2 separate regions of the Homo sapiens genome follow, and region 1 is linked to region 2. Evidence: read pairs that join two places in POLR2A ChIA-PET (ENCODE). Cell type or tissue: GM12878. All regions are shown on one strand. Links, peaks and the distances in the headings refer to the core of each region. The heading gives the core; the rest is flanking DNA. Region 1 has its middle 2.7 kb from the start of IL21R. Region 2 overlaps IL21R (interleukin 21 receptor).

Region 1 (4,388 bases), core at 237-4,236, 51 kb after region 2:
AATAGGGTCTGAGCTTGGGACCCTCTGCTCTGGCTTGACCCCCATGCCTCTCTGCCTCCATTTCCTTTGGATCCAGTCTCCTGCTGCAGAGCTCCAGGGAGCAGGACCCCTTGGGCACGTCACATCACCTCTCTGAATGCCTCACTTTGCCCATCTGTCAAATGGGGGCACCTAGCTATGAGGAAGAGGGCAGACATTAACACATGAGAATTCAAGAAGAAAATAGAGAAAAGAAATTCTCAAGAGAGTTTTCATCTTGCTAACATGCCAGAGGCCCATGAGAGGGTCAGATGTTTCTGGAAGACATTCAAGAAACCAGGAGACAAAATGTAACAAGCTTAATGCCTAGTGCAGTCTCCAAAGGAGAGCAAGAGAATTGCTACCACCACCACCGCTACCACCACCACCACTACCACTGCCATCACCACCACCTCGAATTACTTTGGTGCCTACATGATCTCACTTTATCCCACAAAGTGTGAGGCAGACAAGATTAGTCCCATTTTACAGATGGAGAGACTGAGGCCCAGAGGAGTGAAACGTCACACAAGCCAAGAAGAATTAGAGCTGGGATTTGAACCTGGGTGTGTTTGATTCCTAAGCTTATACCAGGCTGTGAAAACGGGGCCATACCAGGATGAAATGTCCCACAGTTGGGGGAGGCTATTTTATGCTGTTTTGATAACAAGATGCAATTTGTAGCTCTCCCTGCTGACTCATTTTTGGGAATCAACTTGCTGTTGACTTTCGTGACCACTCCAGAGAAAAAAGAGAAAGCGTCTTGCTATTCTTTCTTTCTTTTTTTTTCTAGCTGTTTTTGAGGAACTTGGTACAAATTCCCCTGTGGTTGATTTGAGGGATCCTGGCCCTGTAGAGCTCTTCCCAGCTACCGAAGTGTGTCGTGTTCTCTGGAGAACGAACCTTGGGAAGACACCAGCTTTTGTTTTTCTTTCTCTTGATCTTCGGGGTGAATTCTCTGATAACATGCACTGAAATTTGTAGTGGTTGAAAGATCAGGAGAAGAGACAGTAAAAAGAGCTAATATTTGCTGAAAGCTCATTGTGTGCCAGGGTTTTAAGGACTTTAAAGATGCACCCTCTCATTTAAACCTCAGAAATACTCGAGAAGGCTGTGTGCAGCGGTGCACACCTATAATTCCATCATTTTGGGAGGCTGAGGTGGGAGGATCGATTGAGGCTAGGAGTTCAAGACCAGTCTGGGCAACATAGCAAGACCCTGTCTCTATAAAAAAATTTAAAAATTAGACAGTCATGGTGGTGCACGCCTGTAGTCCCAGCTACTCTGGAGGCTGAGGTGGGAGGACCACTTGAGCCAAGGAGCTGAAGGCTGCAGTGAGCTATGACTGTAGTGCTGCACTCAAGCCTGGGCAACAGAGCAAGACTCTGTCTTCAAAAATAAAATCCCCAAAATGAAAAAGAATGAGTCTAGAAGATAGTTATCATCATCATCATCATCGTCCCTGTTTTACAGATGAGGAAACTGAGGCTCAGAGAGGTTAAGTGACTTGTCCAAGGTCACACAGCTGATGAGTGCCAGAGTTGGGATTTGAACTCAGTCATTTGGGCTCCAGAGCCCGCACTCTTAACTCACTACACTGCTCTGGGGTGTGTATGAAAACAAGGATATTCAATTTCTCCTCCCTCCCTCCTGCCTGCCTTCTTTATCTACCTGCTTTCTACCCACCCACCTACCTATCCACCCATTCATTCTTCTCTGCACCCACCCACCCAGCCATTCCTTGCTTCCTCCCCCTAATATTTATTGAGCAGGCTCAGAGAGGTTAAGTGACTTGTCCAAAATCACGCAGCTTGGCTACATCCTGGGGCTAGCCCACAGAAATATACACACAGTGACAGCCCCCATGGAGCCTATATTCTAGTAGGGAGAGTTAGACAAAAAGAAGTAACAGACAAACTCAATGTAAACTGTACTAAATGTCATAGAAAACCAATGAGAGATCAAGGTTGTGACATTTGGGGGTACACTAGGTGCTAAGAAGTGCCCAGCCATGGGAAGAACATTATCGGCAGAAGGATCTGCAAGTGCAAAGGCACTGAGGTAGGAAAGAATGTGGCTGGCTCCAGGAACTTGAGAACAGCATGGCGTAATACAGTGAGCAAATGGAGGAATAGTAGAAGGTGAAGGCACGGAAATCACACATCTACACCACATGGGACCTCACGGTTTTGGGTGAGGAAGGTAGATTGTTCCAAAGGAAATGGGAAGTCATCATTGGAGGGTTTCATCTTAAGAGTGGCTTAATCCAGTTTACATTTTCAGTTCAGGCCAGGAGTTGGGGAATGGGTGGGATCAGCAGGGGTCACAGTCCCTTGGTGCTTAAAAAGTAGATGCATTTGGAGCTGCCAGGCCCATGTCCACTGGGGTAAACATGAGTCCCCTCAGAAATAGACATGTGGTCCCTTGAGGGGTTCCTCTGGGTCTGTAAATGTCTCATAAGTATGGCCTCTATACCCTTGGAAGGAAGGTGCCATAGGATCTCAGCGGCCCTCCAACCATGCCTCAGTGCTGATAGCTGGTCAGCGGGGAGGAAGTGGTCACATTTGCATTTCAGCCAAGGGGCCTCCTGGGAAAAAATAATTGACACACCCCCTCCCTCAACCCATTTCCTCTTTTTTATTTTTATTTTAAGAGCTTTATTTAGCTATGTTTTACATAACATAAAATCAAGCCACTGTAAATGTACAGTTCAATGATTTTTAGTGAATTTATCGAATTGTGCAATTATAACCACGATCCAATTTTAAAACAATCCCATCACTCCTGAAAGGTTCCTTGTGCCTGCTTATAGTCAATCTCCATTCCCATTCCCAGGGCCACTCGTCTACTTTATGCCTCTACTGATTTTGCTTTTTTTTTTTCCTAGGCATCTCATATCAATATGTTGTCTTTTGTGTTTAGTTTCTTTCAGCATCGCGTGTTTGGGGTTCAACCACGTTGTAGCGTGTGTTGGCACCACATATCTAAAAATCCATTTTTAGGCCAGGCGCGGTGGCTCATGCCTGTAATCTCAACACTTTGGGAGGCCAAGGTGGGCGGATCACTTGAGATCAGGAGTTCGAGACCAGCTTGGACAACATGGTAAAACCCCGCCTCTACTAAAAAATACAATAATTAGCCTGGTGTGGTTGCACACGCCGGGAGATTGAGACCAGCCTGGCCAACATGGTGAAACCCTGTTCTACTAAAAATACAAAAATTAGTTAGGTATGGTGACGTGCACCTGTAGCCCTAGCTACTCAGGAGGCTGAGGCAGGAGAATTGCTTGAACACGGGAAGTGGAGGTTGCAGTGAGCAGAGCTAGTGCCACTGCCCTCCAGCCTGGGAGACAGAGCGAAACTCCATCTCAAAAAAATAAAAAATAAAAATTGATTTTTATTGCTGAAGAATATTACATTGCATAGATATGCCACATTCATTTATCCTTTCATGAGATGATGGACATTTGGAGTATGTCCACTTTTTCCTTTACTACAAACAAGCATGCTATGAACACTTGCATGCGAGTCTTTGTGTAGACATGCATTTTCAAATCTTTTGGATATATACCCAGAAGGAGACTTGTTGAGTTAAAGGTAGTTTAACTTATTAACTTTTAAATAAGTTTAACTTATTAAGAAACTGACAAACTGTTTTTCACAGCAGCTGCCCTGTATTATATTCCCACCAGCAATGTCTGAAGGTTCCCATTTCTCTACGTCCTTGACAATATGTATTTTCTTTTTTTTTTTTTTCTTTTTTTTTTTTTTTTTGAGATGGAGTCTCGGTCTGTCGCCCAGGCTGGAGTGCAGTGGCGCGATCTCGGCTCACTGCAAGCTCCGCCTCCCGGGTTCACGCCATTCTCCTGCCTCAGCTTCCCGAGTAGCTGGGACTACAGGTGCCTGCCACCACGCCTGGCTAATTTTTTGTATTTTCTTTTGTAGAGACGGGGTTTCACCGTGTTAGCCAGGATGGTCTCGATCTCCTGACCTCGTGATGCGCCCGCCTCGGCCTCCCAAAGTGCTGGGATTACAGGCGTGAGCCACCGCACCCAGCAGACAATATGTATTTTCTGTTGGTTTTTATTATAGCCATCCTAGCGGATGTGAAGTGGTATCTCATTGTGGTTTTGATTTGCATTTCCCTAATGGCTAATGATGGTAAGCATCTTTTCATGTGCTTGGTAGTCATTTGCATATCTTGTTTGGAGTAATGTCTATTGAAGTCCCTTGCCAAATTTTATTTATTTTATTTTTTTTTTAGACAGAGTCTTGATCTGTCTCCCACACTGGAGTGCAGTGGTGTGATCTTGGCTCACTGAAACCTCTACCTCCTGGGTTCAAGCGATTCTTGTGCCTCGGCCTCCCGAG
Region 2 (4,388 bases), core at 320-4,319:
AGCATAATGACTTCCATACTCATGTATCTAAACGGTCCAGGAGAAACGTGGTTTCAGGCATGGCTGGATCCGGGATCTCAAGAGCTATTACCATCTCTCAGCTCTGCTTTCTTGTGTGTTTCTTGCTGCCCCTCCCAGTACCCTCCTTACAGCTTAGTAATCCCAGCAGAAAGAGAGCATGGACCAGCTAGGGTATGTCTGTCCCTAAACTGTACTGTTGCCAGGGGGAAGAAATGTCCTACTGGGCAGGCCTGGTTCACATAGCCACTCCCAGAGCTGGGGTCAGCCACGTCTCCAAACTGCTGCACAGGCAGATGCAGCAGGCACCCACGGCGTCTGCTAAACCTTCCTCACCTCTTGATCTAGGTACGTTCCAGCAGAGCAAGGTGAAAAAGAGCTGAAAGTGGCATCAGAAGCCCAGAGTTCTGGTTCCAGCTCCGACCACTCATTCAGTGTGTGACCTCAGGCAGGTCACCAGCCTGAGCTGTGCCTTCATTTCATCTGTCAGACGGATGACTCTGCCCCTCAGAGCTTGCAGACGGCAAGGTGAGGAATGCGGCAGCTGGGAAAGTGACGTTGCTATCGGTCCCCCTTCCTCTTCAGTGAGTCTTGTCAGCAATTCTGGCCTGGTCTTTGGAGGGCGAGGAGCGCCTGTCCCACTTGCTCCTGACCCTTGGTCGTACCTCCAGGCCTTTGTCCAAGCTCTTCCCTCTGCCCCAAATAGCTGGTACATGTAACAACGCCTATTCATTTTTCCTTTTTTTTTTTTTTTATGAGACGTAGTCTCGCTCTGTCACCCAGGCTGGAGTGCAGTGGTGTGATCTCTGCTCGCTGCAACCTCCATCTCTCAGATTCTCCTGCCTCAGCCTCCTGAGTAGCTGGGGTTACAGGCACCCGCCACCGCACCCAGCTAATTTTTGTATTTTTAGTAGAGACTGGGTTTCACCACGTTGCCCAGGCTGGTCTCAAACTCCTGACCTCTAATGATCTGCCCGCCTCGGCCTCCCAAAGTGCTAGGATTACAGTCATGAGCCACCACTCCCAGCCTCCTATTCATTTTTCGAAGTCCAACCAACACCACCTCCTCCCTGAAGCCCCCTACTCCTCTTGATGTTCTCTCTGGGCTACCATCGGTGAGCTGGGACTCACTCATACCAGCCAGGAGGGCAGATTGTGCATATCTCTTCCCAACTCTGTGTTTAGACTCAAATCAGGAGCATGAAATTACACCATGGAAATAAGCAAATGCTACAAATCAGGCTTTATTGAGTGCCTACTATGTGCCAGGCTGGGACTAAAGGCAGTGAACAAAATAGAGTTGCTGGCCTGGTATAACTTGTGTTTTATCTTTATCTTTGTTTCCAGTATGCATTTATCTCTGTCTATCCAACCAATCATTCTTCCTTCAAGCTTTTTATTAAAGCCATTAAGAGTAATATCAAAGACTTTTGCACCAACTTAATACCATCTTCCTATCCACCCACACATCCATCCATCCTCCATCCACCCTCCTACCTACTAATCCCTCCTTTCAGGTGAGCCAGCTCTTGTCTCCAACTTTTATTTTTAAGAGACAGGGTCTTGATCTGTGACCCAGGCTGGAGTGCAACGGTGTAATCACAGCTCACTGCAGCCTCAAATTCCTGGGCTCCAGCGATCCTCCCACCTTAGCCTCCCGAGTAGCTGGGACTATAGGCAAGCACCACCACACCTGGCTAATTTTTTTAAAAAATAATAATTTTTGTAGAGATGGGGCCTTGCTATGTTGCCCAGGCTGGTCTCGAACTCCTGGCCTCAAGTGATCCACCTTCCTTGGCCTCCCAAAGTGCTGAGATCACAGGTGTGAGCCACTACGCCCGGCCCTCCAACTTTGCTCCTCTGTGTTTATAAGCTGAGTTCCCTTCAAAGGTGGGATTCTGAGGAGCCTCATCTGCCCCAGTCCAGAGTCCCCCAATCTGGCCTCAGGCCTTCCCCAACCATCTGTGTTCCCCTCCGCCACCCAGCAAGCTCTGGGTGCAGGAGAGCTGTGCTGCTTTCCTGGGAGCCTGTGGCTCAGGTGGCACCCACAGGTGGCTCCTGGAACCTGTTGCCCCCAAGAAGGTGTGAAAACCACAGCACATCTGGACCCAAGAGTCCCTAGGGTGCAGGTGCACGGGGTGTTGAGGGCTGCGCCTGCTCCGTGCAGAAGCTGTGTTTCCACTCTTGTGCTCCCATCCAAGTCTCACACCCCCCGATCCCAGGCTCACAGTCCCACTCTTATAACCATCAGTGTTCTAGAACCTTCCAGCCTCCTGCCAGGCACCGAGGACTCTCATGCATTCTCTCAGCTACCTCTCCCAACCACCCCACTTCACAGATGAGTCACGAAGGAACCTTCCGCAGGACTGACCTGTGCTGACTTCCAACCCGACCCTGTTGCAAAAGCATGGGTGAGCTAGAGCTGGCTCCTCCAGCACAGCCCTGCAGCCTGCAGTCTGACCTTTGGGGAGGAAGACGGGGCCGGGCCAGGGTGGCCCCAGCTCTACTAAAAATACAAAAATTAGCCAGGCGTGGTGGTGTGTGCCTGTAATTCCAGCTACTCTGGGGCTGACGCAGGAAATCGCTTGAACCCGGGAGACAGAGGTTGCAGAGAGCCGAGATCGCACCACTGCATTCCAGCCTGGGCGACGAGAGTGAGACTCTGTCTCAAAAGAAAAAAAAAAAAAAGAAAAAGAAAATGTTGCTAAGAAATATTTTCTTAGCTTCTTAATTCACATTTCAACAGGTTCTCTGACAAATCATTGACAAACAACTTGACCTCCCTTCAATTCTCCAGGATGAACAAATAAGACAGGATTTATTGGCAGGATTGAATTGGGGCAGGGTAGGGGGCCCAGCAGGATGTGTGGCCGGAGCACACTGCATAGTTCCAACCTGCAGCCCCCTCCATGAGTGCCACGGGGGGTGGGTCCCATGAGCCATGGCCTGCTACGTAATTGGTGTTTAATAAATATCTCTTGGGTGCATAAAGGGAATTTTTAAAAACTTAGTAGCAGAAGTTAGAAAAAGAAATCTTGGTTGGTGGGGAGCTGTTTCCAAGAGACGAAACGGACTGATTTTAAGCCTGGAAACCCCCCCGAGTGGCCCTCTGCAGGCGGGACGGCCCCGCGGGTGCCCAGGCTGTCGCTGACGATTGATGTTCTCACCCCCGCCCGCCTCGGCTCTGGCCGCAGAAGGAAGGAAGCTGACGTTTATTGAGGGTCTGCTCTGGGCTGCGTACCGTACACGGGTGACATCGCCAATTTCCCCCAGGTGTGTCATGCCTTCCCCACTGTCTGGATAAGGAAACTCTAGCCCAGAGAGGGGAGGCGACTTGGCTCAGGTAGCACAGCCAGAAGGTATCAGAGTCGGGATTCAGACCTTCGTCCAGGGGCCGCCCAAAAAATTGCCATTCCCGAGGTCACCATGGGCTCACTCCATCCCCTTTCGCTTCCTGTTGGCAGGTGATAAGGAACAATATGGACTTCTTGCAGCTCCTGGAGGCAGACGCTGGAGGGCTGGGCTCCGCCTCAGTCACAGGCAATGCCCTGATCCCACAAAGCCCCGGAGATGCTGTGGACCAACTTGCAACACAAGACCCTAGGAGGGAGGACGGCTGTTGTCATCTGTTGACCACAAACACGTTTACTGTGCACACTTGTGCACATGGGTGAGCTCCGTGAGTCCAGACATGCACAGGGCAGGTGAATGCATGGAGTACCATGGGCATTATCCCAGGCCCACAGGCACGTGCAATCACACACACACGTGGACATGCCACTGCGCACCTAAGACACACACACACACACACATGCATATGCACACACACACATATGCACACACACACACAGACACTGTAAACATCAGGCTCAAAGGCCCATCCAGGAGACCAAAGGCTGCAGGTGTCTTCACATCACAGCCCAGGTGACCTTGTCTCTGGCTCAGGGCCCAGTGGCCTGGCCAGCTCTGGACATCCAGTCAGCCTCATTAGCTGGCCTGGGGTCCAGGGCTCGAAAGTGGCGGAGGAATGACCACCCACTGGCGGAGGTAGCTCCGGGGGGGTCCTTCGTCCCCGGGGCTGGTGAAGTCACACTCCACAGGGCTGCTGCAGTCAGAGCCCACAAAGCCACTGTCAAACGTGTCCATATCCAGGCCGGCCAGGGGTGAGCCCGCCTCACTCTCTGAGACCCCTCCAGGTGACCGGCCACCCCAGGGCAGTCCCCCAGCCCAGTCCTCCCCATCTGCAAGGGGTGGCTTTAGTCTGTCCAGGAGGCTTCCCAGGGGCCCTCCTAGCCCAGGGCTGCCAGCTGAGACACAGCCACAGGACAGGACTGTGGTCCCTGCATCCAAGAGTGGGTCCTCTAGGCCTG

The links. Peaks named below come from ENCODE experiments on the same cell type or tissue, not always from the same donor. Only the 100,000 strongest peaks of a DNase experiment are listed, where the experiment ranks them.
Region 1: POLR2A ChIA-PET joins it to region 2 with 13 read pairs; 14 of 35 experiments call an interaction of 5 or more read pairs at or near these places.

The regions. Positions count from the first base shown.
Region 1 is chr16:27,397,329-27,401,716 of GRCh38, reverse strand. No RefSeq gene overlaps it. Among named protein-coding and RNA genes, the nearest start is that of IL21R, 2.7 kb to the left of the region's middle. In GM12878, for the core only: no CTCF peak of the experiment used is centred there; a DNase peak (open chromatin) is centred at 2,586; H3K4me3 peaks cover 1,913 bases; H3K27ac peaks cover 3,547 bases.
Region 2 is chr16:27,448,901-27,453,288 of GRCh38, reverse strand. It overlaps IL21R (interleukin 21 receptor), which reads right to left. Exons shown (of 9, transcript NM_181078.3): 9 at 1,247-4,388. The coding sequence ends at 4,006. It overlaps IL21R-AS1 (IL21R antisense RNA 1), which reads left to right. Exons shown (of 3, transcript NR_037158.1): 1 at 1-192; 2 at 367-546; 3 at 3,483-4,388. Among named protein-coding and RNA genes, the nearest start is that of IL21R-AS1, 2.3 kb to the left of the region's middle. RefSeq lists enhancers at 389-488, 2,524-2,673, 3,014-3,063, 3,084-3,243, 2,904-3,781 and 1 more. In GM12878, for the core only: no CTCF peak of the experiment used is centred there; DNase peaks (open chromatin) are centred at 488, 2,250 and 3,179; H3K27ac peaks cover 2,189 bases.